Regions from separate parts of the Homo sapiens genome. Here all the other regions are linked to region 3. Evidence: read pairs that join two places in POLR2A ChIA-PET (ENCODE). Cell type or tissue: GM12878. All regions are shown on one strand.

What was found. Peaks named below come from ENCODE experiments on the same cell type or tissue, not always from the same donor. Only the 100,000 strongest peaks of a DNase experiment are listed, where the experiment ranks them.
Region 1: POLR2A ChIA-PET joins it to region 3 with 10 read pairs; 1 of 35 experiments calls an interaction of 5 or more read pairs at or near these places.
Region 2: POLR2A ChIA-PET joins it to region 3 with 7 read pairs; 1 of 35 experiments calls an interaction of 5 or more read pairs at or near these places.

The regions. Positions count from the first base shown.
Region 1 is chrX:6,850,682-6,855,681 of GRCh38, forward strand. It overlaps a transcript of PUDP not described here. Among named protein-coding and RNA genes, the nearest start is that of STS, 290 kb to the right of the region's middle. In GM12878, no CTCF peak of the experiment used is centred here; a DNase peak (open chromatin) is centred at 2,417.
Region 2 is chrX:7,261,881-7,266,880 of GRCh38, forward strand. All of the region lies in intron 6 of STS (steroid sulfatase), which reads left to right. Among named protein-coding and RNA genes, the nearest start is that of PUDP, 120 kb to the left of the region's middle. In GM12878, no CTCF peak of the experiment used is centred here; DNase peaks (open chromatin) are centred at 51 and 2,721; H3K27ac peaks cover 536 bases.
Region 3 is chrX:7,108,661-7,113,660 of GRCh38, forward strand. The region is part of intron 1 of PUDP (pseudouridine 5'-phosphatase); the gene reads right to left. Among named protein-coding and RNA genes, the nearest start is that of STS, 37 kb to the right of the region's middle. RefSeq lists enhancers at 522-591, 742-791, 2,062-2,111, 2,122-2,371. In GM12878, no CTCF peak of the experiment used is centred here; DNase peaks (open chromatin) are centred at 1,761 and 2,351; H3K4me3 peaks cover 1,817 bases; H3K27ac peaks cover 3,800 bases.

The DNA.
Region 1 (5,000 bases), 260 kb before region 3:
ATAATCCCCGAAGGAGTGAAAAATTAGCAGTATTCTTTAGGGCTTCTCCAAAGATGTATAGCCATGCACATTTGCTGTTGCCAAATACACACATTTAAATGAAAATAGCTGACACCTGGTAGAGTCACCCTCTGGAGACATATACAGAAACATTAATCTGAGGTTAACCCAACAACCCAATGTAGACATGATGTACTATATAGGAAAATAAAATACACAGTCATATGATTATTCATCTGACAGTAATAGTGTAGCCTCCTTAGGGAAAAAGATAAAGGGAAAAATCCATTGAATATTTTGAAAAGTTCATTTTTAATCACATCTCCCAGGCATCTAACTTATTTGTAGGCTTTGCAATCATACAGATATATAAATATATATTTGAAATCTCTTCCCCTGGAAAATTACCATTCTTTAAGAGAAGACACCTCCTAGAATCTATCAAAGAAAAATCACGTTTATATGAAAAGATCATTATTTCCTTTCTTGAATTCTGAAGCATCTTTGAAGAGGGAGGAGAATTTGCAAAATCAGGAAAGGGCTGCTCTCAGAAAATCCAATCACTTTTCAAGCAATGATACAATGCCAGATGTTAAAATTTGTCTGAAGATTTCTAGAGAAGTGAAAGCAATTAGACGTTATCCTTCATTTCTTCTGTTCAGAATCTCATTACCAAAGATTGCAGACGTGTCGGTTATGATGTACATCTTGCAGGTGGCACTTTGTCATTGTTAAAATAAAGTGGGGTAGAACAGAATCTTATTATAATTTTTCCTTGGTGGGGTGGGATGAAAGAGAGGAAGATGGAGAGAAAGGGAGAGAGAGAGAGAGAAGGGAGCGAGGAATTAGATGCTATGCATATACAATAAACCTTATTAATTGCATTATTTTGAAATGTTATTTCCTAGTTACGATAATTACAGGGCATTTTAAACCATTTTAGCATGTAACACACAATGATAAACTCTATCATACGTATCTTCTGTGATGTGGCCACAAAAGAAGGCTACCATAAGAATGTCACACCACAGCTATCCCATGGGCACTGAAAACCAGAAAGCAATATGGGTATCACCTTAACACAGGCACCACCAACTGTGGAATCAGGGACACAGAGTCCAACTCTTGCTCCACTCCCAATAGCAAAAAACCTTGGCCAAGTCACCAGTCCCTTTGTCCATGCAATGATGGAGTGATACCACATCATCCCCAGAAACCTTTTCCAAGTCTACGGTGCCTTAATACTAACTAATTTTGACTGTTTCCAACAGCTCCAAGGGTGTTTCTGAAGAATGAATTTGGAACATGTGGTAAGGCAGATGACAATGTCTTCATTTCTATATGTCAAATAAAGCCTCTGGTCTTTTTCTACTGACAGCTGAGGAATTCATGCAGAAGAAAGTAACAACCTGTACAGATGCATTTGACCAGCAGGCTTGCATAATTCCAGGAGCACCTACTCTGTGCATGGCTACAGGAGAAACAGCAGAAATAAGAGAGACACAGCATGGTCTCCACCCACAAGTCCAGCTCTCCCTGCAAGACATTGGAAGGGCATACTGGTGTCAGGCAGAATTCACTCAGTACACCCCCAAAATTAGAATGTAATGTGTTCCTGTCAGGGTAAGATCAACTTTGCAAGGCCAATCGGGCTGATGCATACTCAGCATCCCTTTGCTGGGTCCCAGCAGCCAGAGCTGCTGATGGTATTTGCAGGCTGGCAGGGGTGTTGTCTGCTCTGCAGCCAACCTACAGCACTTGGGTGTAGGGCTCACCAGGAAAAGGACAAAGCCATCCAGCTCCATGATCCTCATGCTCCTTAGGGTCTGTTTATAGCTTAAAAAAGTGCTTAAGTTTTGTAAAACAGCCAACTTCACTAAATGATTGCAAATTCATTCTCAAACAATAATTGTGAAAACCATTCATTAAGCTCACGTCATTTTATTCAGAAAGAGAGAAAACAAGAGGTGATTTTTAAAATAGACTAATATCTTTAATATTTGTAAACACTATTTTTAATATTTTTTAATAAAGAGACTAATATATTTAATGTATCATCCATGTGTTACAGTCTCATCAATGTACCACAATGTAGCAGTCTCTCATTGTGAGGTATCACCCGGAGTTCTTTGTCTCACAACCAAGAGAATTGAGGAGCATGGATACAAAGGATGAGGTTGGAACAAAAGTTTAATAAGTGAAAGAAGAAAGCTCTCTGCTGCAGAGAGGGGATCTGGAAAAGGGTTACCACTTTTACAGTTGAATGCAACGGCTTTTATAGGAAACTGATGAGGGCCAGGCATCTCTTTTGCATAAGGCACACATTTCTGGTAGCTCCACCACTTCCTACTAATGCACATGCAAGCCCTTAGACTCCACATTGCTTTGCTCCTCTTATTGCTCATGTGTCAGGGGACAGAATTTTCCATTGTAGGCACGTCTGGGCAAGTCACCTGTGTAGACTTTGTTATCTATGCAGCTGTCGGCATGTCTTAGGCAAGCCCCCCTGTGCAAGTTCCCTTATCTATGTCTACAGGCTGTTCTTTTGTTTGAAAGAACTCAACAGAAGACCCACCTTAACTGCCTGCCTGCCTGATGGGGTTTTTTTCTTTCTCCTCTCTCACATGGAACATAGTCATTATGGCAACTTGGTGGGAATTCCGGGCTCATGTTAAAAATTTCCTCCCATAGCTCCCAAGTCCAAAGTCACTGGTATCCATGAACAGTAAGTGGTCTTGTCAATTCTGAAAATATTCCCCCCTTTTGTGTGTGTTTTTTTTTTTAATTGGGATTAAGCTCACATAACATGAAATTAACAATTTAAAGTGTGCAATTAATTCCATGGCATTTAGTGCATTCACTGTTATGCAACCATCACCACTATCTACTTCCAGAACATTTTTGTCACCTGTAAAGGAAAACTCATACCACTAAATGGTCAATCCCCATTCTCCCAGTCCCTCACTCCCGAGGACCACCAATCTCCTTTCCATCTCTGTAGATTTGTCAATTATAGATATTTCATATAAATGAAATCATACAATATGTGGTCTTTTGTGTCTGGCTTCTTTTACAGAGCATGTTTTTAAATTTTTTTTTAAGGCAATGTTTCTGTCTTGTTTCCCAGGCTGGAGTGCAATGGCGCAGTCTTGGCTCATTGCAACCTCCCCTTCCTGGGCTCAAGTGATTCTCCTGCCTCAGCCTCCCAAGTGGCTGGGACTACAGCCATGCACCACCACACCCAGCTAATTTTTGTATTTTTAGTAGAGATGGGGTTTTGTCATGTTGCCCAAGCTGGTCTTGAATTCCTGGCCTCAAGTGATCTGCCCATCTCAGCCTACTAACGTGCTGGGATTATAGGTATGAGGAACCACACCTGGTCTTACAGAGCATGTTTTTGAGGTCCCTCCATGTTGTATCACATATCAGTACTTCCTTCCTTTTTATAACTGAACAATATTCCATCTCCTTTAGTTTTTAATCTTCTATAATGTGTATATCAAATAAAGACCACTCTACTTTCACATGCAGTTTTTCTTTTTTAACACTCTGACTCATAGACTACTTTTTATCCCAGAGCAATTGTGATGCATACACTCTTTAAAGAAATTAGGATTCCAACTTTCAAAACATTCAGAATCAGAAAAAAAGAAAAAAAATCTGCTAGAAATGTGGAGCTACTTACTACCAGTCATCTCAGGTTACAAAGATTGGTCTGTGTAATTTTGTCGAATTTCAAAATTGAAATCCACTTTTTCAATCCAGTGCTAAGCCCTTTCTAAATAGAGCTGACCCTTGAACATTGCAGAGGTTAGGAGCACCAACTCCCCGTTTAGTCAAAAATTCAAATATAACTTTTGGCTCCCCAAAAACTTAACTACTAACAGCTTACTGTTGACCAGAAGCCTTACTGATACTATAAATGGCCAATTAACATATATTTTATGTATTATATACTGTATTATTGCAATGAAATAATCTAGGGAAAATAAAATGTTATTAAGAACGTTATAAGAAAGAGAAACTATATTTACTATTCATTTGATGGAAGTGGATCATCATAAAGGTCTTCATCCTCCTTGTTCTCACGTTGAAGAGGCTGAAGAGGAGGAGGAAGAAAAGGGGTTAGTCTTGCTGTCAGAGGGGTGCAGAGGTGGAAGGAAGTTCACTGATAAGTGGATCCTCAAACTCCTTGTTCAATAAGGTTAAAGGTTAAAGAAAGTTAAAGAAGATAAATGTGCATTATCTATTTCAAGTTCAACTCTCTAGTTTGCAAAAGTAAAATTGACACCTTGGTATAATTTCATGAGACTTAGTTTTTTAAATGAGTTACAGTAGACTCTTGAACAATGAGTTTAAGCTGTGAGGATCCAAGTATCAGTGGACTTCCTTCCACCTCTGCACCCCTGTGACAGCAAGACTAACCCCTCCTCTTCCTCCTCCTCTTCAGCCTCCTCAAAGTGAGAATAAGGAGGATGAACACCTTTATGATGATCCACTTCCACTTAATGAATAGTAAATGTATTTTCTCTTCTTTATGACTTTCTTAATAACATTTTCTTTTCTCTAGCTTACTCATTGCAATAATGCGGTATATAGTACACATAATTTATAAATCCCATATTTTAATTGACCATTTATCTTATCAGTAAGGCTTCTGGTCAGCAGTGGGCTGTTAATAGTTTAAGTTTTTAAGGAGCCAAAAGTTATACTTGAATTTTTGACTACACAGGTGTTGATGTCCCTAACCTCTGCAATTTGCTGGGCTTCCCTCGATGCCCTCATAGAGCTGGTAGCCTTCCCTTCCCTGTCTTAGATGTTTATCCATGCTATGTCCTACAAGCCCCCAATCCCCATTAGATACTGAGTCTTTAGTTTGAATCCTCCGTCTATATTCAATTCAAACATCACTTTGAGTGGCCACAACACTTTTGACCAGCATTTTAAAAAATGTAGTCGGGGGAACAATTGTTTTGAAAGACACTGACAGATGCTAGGAT
Region 2 (5,000 bases), 150 kb after region 3:
TTCTAAAAATGAGACACAAATAGAATGATTAGTTCTTATAGTTCACACCGCCTCTCAGTTTTGACAGATTTTGTTAAAATCTAAATTGTCATTGAACTGTGAAATATATAAACTGGTCATTGGTCATTTTAAGTATTCTCAGTTTCAGCCTCTGGGACTTGGCTCCAGAGAGTATTCTATGTACTAGCTGCCCAACGGCTGAGGGAGCACCACACAATTTAAGTTTTTATTTTGGTTAACATCCAACTTCTGCTGCCAGTTTCTGTTTTTGTCAGTGAAGACTGACAAAATCTCAGTGGATTAACACTTGAAGATTTGTTTCTTGCCCATGCAAAATCTATTGCTGGTTGGGTGATGCTCTAGGGAAGCTTTGCTCCATGAGGAGACTCAGGGATCCAGGTTGCTAATATCTTGTGGTTCTGTCATCTCAATAGATGGCCTTCCCAGTAGCGTCCACAGGAGAAAAGAGTTGAAGGGTCCCTTGGGGGCTTTTTGTTACTTCACTGACCCAGGGGTCAGCATGTAGACCAGGCCCCATGTCTCCACCCTGACTTGACATGGGGCTAAGAGGCAGTCTCCCCATGTCTTCAGGAAGAAGAAAATGAAACGGCCTTGCTGAACATATAGCAGTGATTTTCCTACTGCAAACAGTGATTTTCAAATTTGTTTTAAAGCTGAGGAATATTTCAGATGAAATTTTATGAGAAGCTAAGTATGTCAGAGGGATAAAAGTTGCAGTGCTTGGGTGAACCTGGAACAGAGGACTGCATTTGGAAATTGCTGACATTTAATAAAGCCCCATGGAAATCTCATGAACAGCTGGAGAGAAAGGGCAGACTCTGCAACAAAAGAATAAAAGAACATGTGAGCAAACATCTAGTTAGTGCAGACTCTAGGCAAATTAATATTTAACAGACATTTGTAAGTAAAAAAGGTAGGCACACCAGGAGAAAAATCAACACCAGCCTTGGAATTTTAAAAAAGAATTGATATTACAGCTATGTGAGTGGAGGTTGAAGGAATTTGCCCAAGGTTATAGATAGGTGTAAACTAAAGGGGCTATTTTATTATAAAAATTTGGATTGCAGACATGTACCGCATAATAACATTTTGGTCAACAATGGACCACGTATATGACAGAAGTCCCATGAGATTATAATGGAGCTGCCTTATGCAGCTGTACGTTTGTATCTTTTTTGTTTTTTTGAGATAGAGTCTCGCTCTGTTGCCCAGGCTGGGGTGCAGTGGTGCGATCTCGGCTCACTGCAATCTCCCCCTCCCGGGTTTCAGTGATTCTCCTGCCTCAGCCTCTGAAGTAGCTGGGATTACAGGTGTGTGCCACCACGCCCAGCTAATTTTTGTATTTTTAATAGAGACAGGGTTTCACCATGTTGACCAGGCTGGTCTCGAACTCCTGACCTCAAATGATCCACCCGCCTCGGCCTCTCGAAGTACTGGGATTACAGGCATGAGCCACCACGCCCGGCCACGTTTGTATCTTTTATACTGTATTTTTTCCTGTACCTTTTCTATGTGTACATATGTCTAGATAAATACTTGCCATTGCATTGCAGTTGCCTGCAGTACTCAGTACAGTCACATGCGGTGCAGGTTTGTAGCCTAGGAGTAATAGGCTTTACCATATAGCCTGGGTGTGCAGTGGGCTATACCATCTAGGCTTGTGTAAGTGCACTGTACGATGTTTGCAGAATGATGAAATTGCTTAATGATACATTTCTCAGAACATATCCCTGTCACTATATGATGCATGTCTGTACTTGAAGCATTGATGTGAAGTATACTGCTTATTGGTATTTTAATATTTTCATCAGAGAAAAATAGAGTAAAGAAAATCTATAGTTTGGTGTTGTGTTGCGTTTGTGTGTGTATATATATATGTATGTGTAAATATGTGTGTGTATATATGTGTGTGTGTTTGTGTATATATATGTGTGTGTGTGCTTTACACACATATGTATTTAATTTACAAAGAGATAAATTATTGAAATTGATTTCCAAGGGAAGCTATAGGAGATATACATGTACAGCAGCAGCAAGTATTAATGTAAAGAATAAAGAATTTTCTGCCCAGGGTTGGATAATAGCCACTAAAAGTCCTTTAAGCAACTATTTATAGATCTATCAGAATTCAGGTAAGACATGAGCTATTTGTCATGATTTTCACAGGTTTGGGCTGACAGGCACTTGCTGGAGGGGTTATGAGTCGTTCTTGGGCAATATGCCTGTTGTCTGGGTGCCTGTCCTTGGTAAACATTGGGATCTGTGAGTAACCATAGCTCCATCATGTCATGCCCATGCTGACAGCCTGTCTTACCCAGGTGCCAGAGACTGCAGAAACCTCTCGGATTCTGCTCACAGCAAAATGGCATGGTGAAGGATGTCGTGCAATTCCTAAGAGAGGAAGGAAGACTTCAAGCTGTCAGTCACACTCCTGAACATTTATTTCCAGTATTATTTGTACAGAGATACTGCAGAGTTAGTGCCCGTGGTCAGCCCACACAGCCAGATGCAGGCATTGCAGGGCTGACCACCTGCCTCCTGGGCATGGCGCTTGGTTCAGAACTGTACATTGTAGGGTGGCCTTTGCTAGCCTAGTGTATGGTGGCGTATAATGTAGGATCACTATGACTTCCTGCAGGTAGACAAAGAAGGGAAAAGGGAGAGTCCAGGACTACAGGGGTAGACAAGTGATACCTCAGACTTTGCATAAGGAAAACCCCAGAGGTGCTTATTACAGCTGAAGATGGCCAAGATGAACTCTAGGGACTGTCACAGAGTAGTTCCAAATGAGACTTTGCATCAGCATTTTAATAAGCTTCTCAAGACATTCTAAACTGGGTGTTTCATAGGACACTCTAAGAAACACTGGGTTTCATATACATGTATGAGCTTTGGCTACTGTGCAGAAACACTGCAGTTATTTGTCACCTAGATTTTTCTAGAAGGTGATGCTGACAGGTGATCTCATGTAAAAGCTTTGGAACTTTATAAGATACATCATTCAGTTATATCATCATCTAGTAAGGTGCACATAGATATGTGATTAAAACAAAAGCTTATGGAAATGATCTTTCTCTTACTAGGGTGATTGCCCTAATATTTTCTACCCCATTTTATTCTGTTTTTTTTTTTTTTTTGGTAATAATCTGGTTTTGGAACTAATTAATTTCATGATGTATCAATGGGTCACAGTCTACATGATTGACCATGCTCTTACCTAGTGTGTGAGCTTTACTGTGTTTGATAAACAGGAGCACAGCCATTCCAAGATGGAGCGGCGCTCTTGGGCCTATTTAAGGCAGAAAACAACAGTGTGCTGTTTATCAAATTTGCTGGGAAAGCTGGACATCCTTATATCAGTCTTCATCTACCACAAATCTCTCAAAACGAGACAAGGTGGAGATTAATACAGCGTCCATTATACAATGGATAGTCAGAAATGATACTTGGCTTCCAGGGTGAATCACCTTGTATGACATGTATTTTGACAGAAATTATTTAATCTATTAGGTATATAAATATTCATATGATTACAAGTCATTTTAATGGGTATATAATTTTGAGAGGGGACCAAAACAAATTTATTGATCATGAGGATATTGAAGCCTGACAAGTTAATCTTGATTATCTCTAATTATTAGAGAGCTGAGATTTTCTTTTAGAACTACAGATTTAAGATGTTCTGGCAGCACCAAAGTTGAAGGGATGGTTATTGAATTACAACAAAAGGATTTTTTCTTTAAAATAGGTGATTCTAGTGTAGATGGCTATTGTCCACATTGGAGCACTCACAGCATGGTTAATATTAGTGAAAATGCTAGCATCTTGTACACTGTGTACATTCACAAACAGCTTCTTACATACTTTATCTGAAGATACAAAGATTTAAAGCACATTGTTACAATCATCCTTGGGTAGAGCTGTCTATCTGTGTTAGATTAGTTATCTGATTCACAAAATATAATATCCAAGGGTCCTGAGAGAATGGCCTTGATATGTTACCAAAGAATCCTAACATTGGTGACACCACCATGTTCATAAAACATTTTTTCAATGTCTGAAGACACATTTATATGTGTTATTTCATTATCCAGAATATCCTGAGCAATTTAGCCAGGTCTTACCACCTTTGTGAGAAATGGAGGTAGAGTTATTCAGCAGCCGAAAAAGGAATGCCTGATCAAAGCAATGGTAGTATTAGTGGAATTTACTCAAATGCTTTCAAATTTAAAAATTTCCAGTTACAACTGGTGCCTTGTTTAGATATTTTAACATATATATATATATTTGTACACAGCTGCTTCTCAGTTCATCTGTCAAAGGTGGTGAGGAAAATGATTTAAAACTCCTACTTCTAAAATTTATAGCCTTTCTCTACACTGTGTTACTGATATGATTTATACTCAAGGGTTTGCTCCTGAGATGCTAGCTTGCAATATTAGGGTATGAATGACAAGGAGGCATAAGGCAAAGATGCTTCATTGGTTTGTGATTCTTGCAAATGAGGTCCACTTAGTCAAACCCAGTTTGTGGCCTGGGATTCCAAGCACATATTTTCAAGTTGAGGAGAGCGATGATTTAGAATGTATAACCATCCACTCCACAATCCCTCACCCTAATTGACTCATTCAGGGATAAATTTATCTGGGGGAGATGCTTCTATTATTAGAGAGCTGGATAATTAGCTCACCATATGTTATACACTGTATAGTAATTCAGGAGATGGGTCATCCTGAATGCACTTTAATTAGCCAGAAATCCTTGCTATTCTTGCATAAAGGAGTGAATTATAAATTTCTTGGAGATACCCAACTCTCTGTATGTGCCCTGTAGGGTCATCCCATTATCACAGCTTTCGGTTTTGCCATCCCTGTCTTCATTGCAATGCAAAACAGATCCAACTTAGGTGCACAGCAGAAATGGTAACACATAATGGGACATGTTCAAGTGTAATGGACACCGTGGAATGGTTGCCAATT
Region 3 (5,000 bases):
TTTTCAGCACTATAATATTTTTCTCCTTGCTTTTCTACCACAAGCTGTATTTTTTTCATTTATTTTTTTGTTTGTAGACATGGGATGCCTTGCCCTGTGGCCCAGGCTGGTCTCAAACTGGTGGCCTCAAGTGATTCTCCAGCCTCGGTCTCCCAGTGTTGGGATTAAGGCATGAGCCTCTGCGCCTGGCCACAAGCTGTATTTTATTAAGTTTGCTGTAAAACACACCAAACAAACCTCAGAACCTCCACCGTTCTGGATACTGCAGACTGTGAAGGCCCAATCCCTGAATGGAGGGCTCAAAGCCCTTTAGGAGAGTACAAAAGACAGGACTCTTAGAAAAGTCTGGGCTGGTTTGTAGAAGTCGAAGTTCAAGTAACAACCTGAGTAACTCAAGGCTTCCTGGATTCCATCCTGCACTCGGTCTCCCTACAGAAGCTGCAGAACAGAAGGAAGGGCTGGCCCACCCTCCTCCTCAACAGCTGAGTGGTGAAAAGCCTCCTCTAAGGGAGGGTTACCCAGGCATGAGCGCTCCTTTTATTTTCTTCTTCTCTGTGAGGGGGAGAAAGAGCCAAGGCTCTCAGGGCAAGGAGATGGACGGATTGGCAGTGAGGCGGCACATTTTACTTCCTTGAGTGTTTGTTCTAGTAGTTGAGAGAGGAAGATTGACAAAAGGAAACTGCAGGCATCGAACAAGTGAGACACCACTGTCGGGTTTGAAAAGCCGAGTGAAGGAACAGAACAGAGGGCAGGCAGGACGATGGAGGTGCTCCGTGGAACTCTGACTAAGGCGAGTGTGCGAACAGGAAGAAAGGAGTGTGGACAAAGGCAGGAAAACAGCTGTATCCTCTAAAAATGCTTCCAACAGTGTTTATTTAAAGCTTAAAATGTCATGGAGCTTTTAATTTAAAAGACACAGAACTGTGGGATTATAAATCTGTAGGGGACTGTGCAGACAGACACTTTTCCTCACCATTTAGATAAAATAATCCTAAATCCGTGGAATAAGAAAGGATCTAAACAAGTAATTAAACTCCTCAGATCAAATGATAACTACAGCTGTTGATGATGGCACACTTAAAGGGACAGCGTTGTGAAAGGAAAAATGCTGAAATAAAATAAAGGAGCATAAAACACTTGCACTAGGGCCATCAGATGGATATTCTTCCCTGCTTACTAACAAGCTTGCAGCTTTAACATTGCTTCAGGGTCCTTTTTACCAGGAAAGGTCATATTGTTTTTAACATGCTAGGGCCACATACACTACTACCCTCCTTAGGAGAATTAGAAAATATCCCTTGTGACTGTGACCACTCCCCTCCTCCCAGCTGGAATCTGTGTGGCATGTTGAGAGCAGCTTCTGTAGTAGCTGCAAGGGCAGCATGGGGAGGGGGAGAGCCTGGCAGGGAGGTGGAAGCTCTGAAGAAGCTACAGGGTGCCCCAGGCTGGGGCCCAAAGACTGGCGGGTGTTTTCATCCTCAGAGGCAGCCTGAGTTCCCGGGGGCTTATGGGAGGCATTAAGGCTTAAATTAATTCAACTGTTATGGAAGCCCTGTGCCTGGAGGAAGTCTAGGCCGATGGCCTCTAAGTTTCTGTCTAAGGCGGAGACTGGGTAATTGCTGCAAATCAAGTAACATTTTATAACTGAAAATGTATCTTAAATGCTCACTAAGTCCGCCCCTGAGGCACAGTGGTTGATGTTTTACCCAACAAAGATATAAAAAGCGAGGGTTTCTCCCCAACTGCTCTCTCAGGGAGCTGTACCTGCTTACCATGCAAATGGGGACCTATCTTCAATTTTATAACTGTGAGTTGCGTTATTTACGGGGAAAACACCTTGAGCCAACTGTCATTAAGAAGCACATATGGTGATACGGTTTGGCTGTGTCCCCACCTAAATCTCATCTGTTACATGCAGCCCTGTGAAGAGACCACCAAACAGGCTTTGTGTGAGCAATAAAGCTTTTTAATCACCTGGGTACAGGCAGACTGAGTCCGAAAAAGGAGTCAGCAAAGGGAGATAGGGGTGCGGCAGTTTTATAGGATTTGGGTAGGTAGTGGAAAATTACAGTTAAAGGGGGTTGTTCTCTTGCGGGCAGGGGTGGGGGTCACAAGGTGCTCAGTGGGGGAGCTTCTGAGACTCATTGTCCAGGAGAAGGAGTGTCACAAGGTCAATCAGTTAGGGTGGGGCAGGAACAAATCACAATGGTGGAGTGTCATCCATTAAGGCAGGAAGTGGCTATTTTCACTTTGTGGTTTTTCAGTTGCTTCAGGCCATCTGGATGTATACGTGCAGGTCACAGGGGATATGATGGCTTAGCTTGGGCTCAGAGGCCTGACAATCTCGAACTGTAATCCCCAAGTGTGGAGGGAGGGAGGTGATTGGATCGTTGGGGTGGTTTCCCCCATGCTGTTCTCGTGATAGTGAGATCTGAAGGTTTTATAAGTGTTTGCAAGTGCCTCCTTTGCCCCTTTCTCCTGCTGCCTTGCCATCCCCTTCTGCCATGACTGTAAGTTTCCCGAGGCCTCCCCAGCCATGTGGAACTGTGGGTCAATTAAACCTCTTTCCTCTACAGAATACCCAGTCTCAGGGAAGTTCTTTATAGCAGTGTGAGAACAGAGTAACATTAATACACATGGGAAGGCCTGATTTTGCTCCTACCCTCATGTTCATACAAGACCTAGGGCTTTGGGGACCCAAGAGACCTGCAGAAAACTCCCAGCTCAGCTGCACGCCCTGGGACAAGTTTCTTAGCCTGTCTAACATACGATGTTTATTGGAGAAATGTATTTAATAGCCGCTGACCTGCAGAGCGGGGGTGGCCTTAAAGCTGGGGGTGGGGTGGGGCGGGGGGAGATGCTTTAGGTGTGGGAGGTGGCAGGCAGCCCAGGCAGTGAAGCCAGGTCCTCTAAAGCCTGGTGGTCTTTCGGGAAACCCCAACTCTGCAGCTTTCTAGCCGGAAACTCTGGAAGCTAGCAGCCTTGGGTAAAGCACCTATAAAATGAGGATCCTATTCATACTGCAGGTCTTATAAGCCTGCTGGACCTTGGCTTGCACACCTCTAAAATGGGATCCTAATGATGTAGTCATGCCACACACCTTCTAGGCGGTTGCGTCCATGGAGTGAAATAATCTGTGTTGTGCTCTGAGCGCTTGGCCCAGAATTACCTCTGAGCATCAACATATGGAATCATTAGGGAATGCTTTTGTTAACCGTGAGTTATAGGGAATTGACAAGATCTGCTGTCTCCCTTAACAGCAACGCTCCAGTAAGAGCAAACAGCTATTGAACTTGAGAAACTAAAGTGCCTCCTACCAAATATTTTGCTTAAAAAAAAAAAAAAGCAAACAAAACTATCAATTATTTGGAATTCACCAATACATCACACCTGCTAGGCACATTAAACCAGCTTCACAAACACTTCTTAATTGCCGGGGCTGCAGAGGAACAAACACAGCCTCTGTTCCCAATTCCATAACCCAAAAGCTTCTGAAAACACTGCAAAATCTGTACTGGGCTAGCATGAGGTGGTTTTAATGGTCCACATTTATCATACTTAGTGCGACTCTTCAAGCACTTCCCTATAGAAATACTAATGGATTTGATTACGGGTGCTGCCTGAGAACGTTCTGTGTCATGGAACATATGAATTCTAATACCTTTTAAAAATAACCTATATTTAAATACATCTGGCTCCATAGATTTTGGGTAACGGATTATGAACCCGAGTTTGTGACCGCTTACTTATGAAGTTACACTTTGTGCATCTTGCACAACTGAATCTACTTAATGCTTTTTTTCTCCAAAACTAATCTTGATGTATCTTGAGCATAATTTTTATTCCCAATTACAAAAAAGAGAAAAAACTTAAAGCCAGTGTTTTGTGTTAGATAGGCTAGTTCCTTAAAGACACAAAATAAACTACAAGAAAGGCTGATCTTGAGTTAGAATCAAATTGTCACAATCTGACAGTTATGAAGATGTTAGCTGACTGTGTGTGTGCACGTTTTAAGAGTTCAGCTTTTCTTTTTGAGACAAGGTCTCACCTGAGTATAGTAGGGTGATCACATCCCACTGCAGCCCTGACCCCCCGGGCTCAAGTGATCCTCCCGCCTCAGCCTCCCAAGTAGCTGGGGCTACAGGTGTGCGCCACCACACCAGGCTGATTTTTAATTTTTTTTGTAGAGACACGGTCTCCCTATGTTGCCCAGGCTAGTCTTGAACTCCTGGCCTGGAGTGATCCTCCCACTATGGACTCCCAAAGTGCTGGGATTACAGGTGTGAGCCACGGTGCCCAGCCAAGAGTTCAGCTTTTCACTGATCATGTTACAAAAGAGGTTTCTTCAAAAAGATTAAAGCCCGTGTCCTAAGTAGATCCCTCAGATGCTTCTTTCCTTGCTTGCACTTCCTTCTGCTCAGCTGGGGCAGCAGTGGAGGGGCAGGACTGCCTACAGGTACAGGTCCAGCAGCCCCCATGCTGCTGCAGAGGAGGTTCCCAATGTTGACTCTGGCTGGGGAAATGGTACAGGGGCAGAACTGCCTGTAGGTACAGGTCCACCAGCCCCCATGCTACCAAAAAGGCTCCCGATGTTGACACTGGCCAGGCCCTTGCAAACAGGTCAGGCCCAAAAGTTTCACCATTTACACTAGCTGCTTTAATGAGGGCGACGGTCTTATGTGATGGTCACCACACTGCACTGTAGAATGAGGGCCGAGTAGATGCAAGTGAGCTCAAACAAAGATGGAGGCCATGGTGTGGGCGAGTGCGGGGCTGGTGCCACCGGGCAGGGTGCTAGTCACCCAATGAGTGACAGCTTCACAAGGCCTTAGCTTCCTCGGAAGGGCTAAGCACCTTAATGGCAGCTGAGGAAAGAGGGTCAGCAGTGTTTTGAATGTGTGTAAAACCACATTTTAAAGTGAAGTTGCTTTAATTAAAAAACCCAACATCCAGTACATTTTGATAGAAGTGGTGGTGTCATTTTTCTGAACCATTTTGAC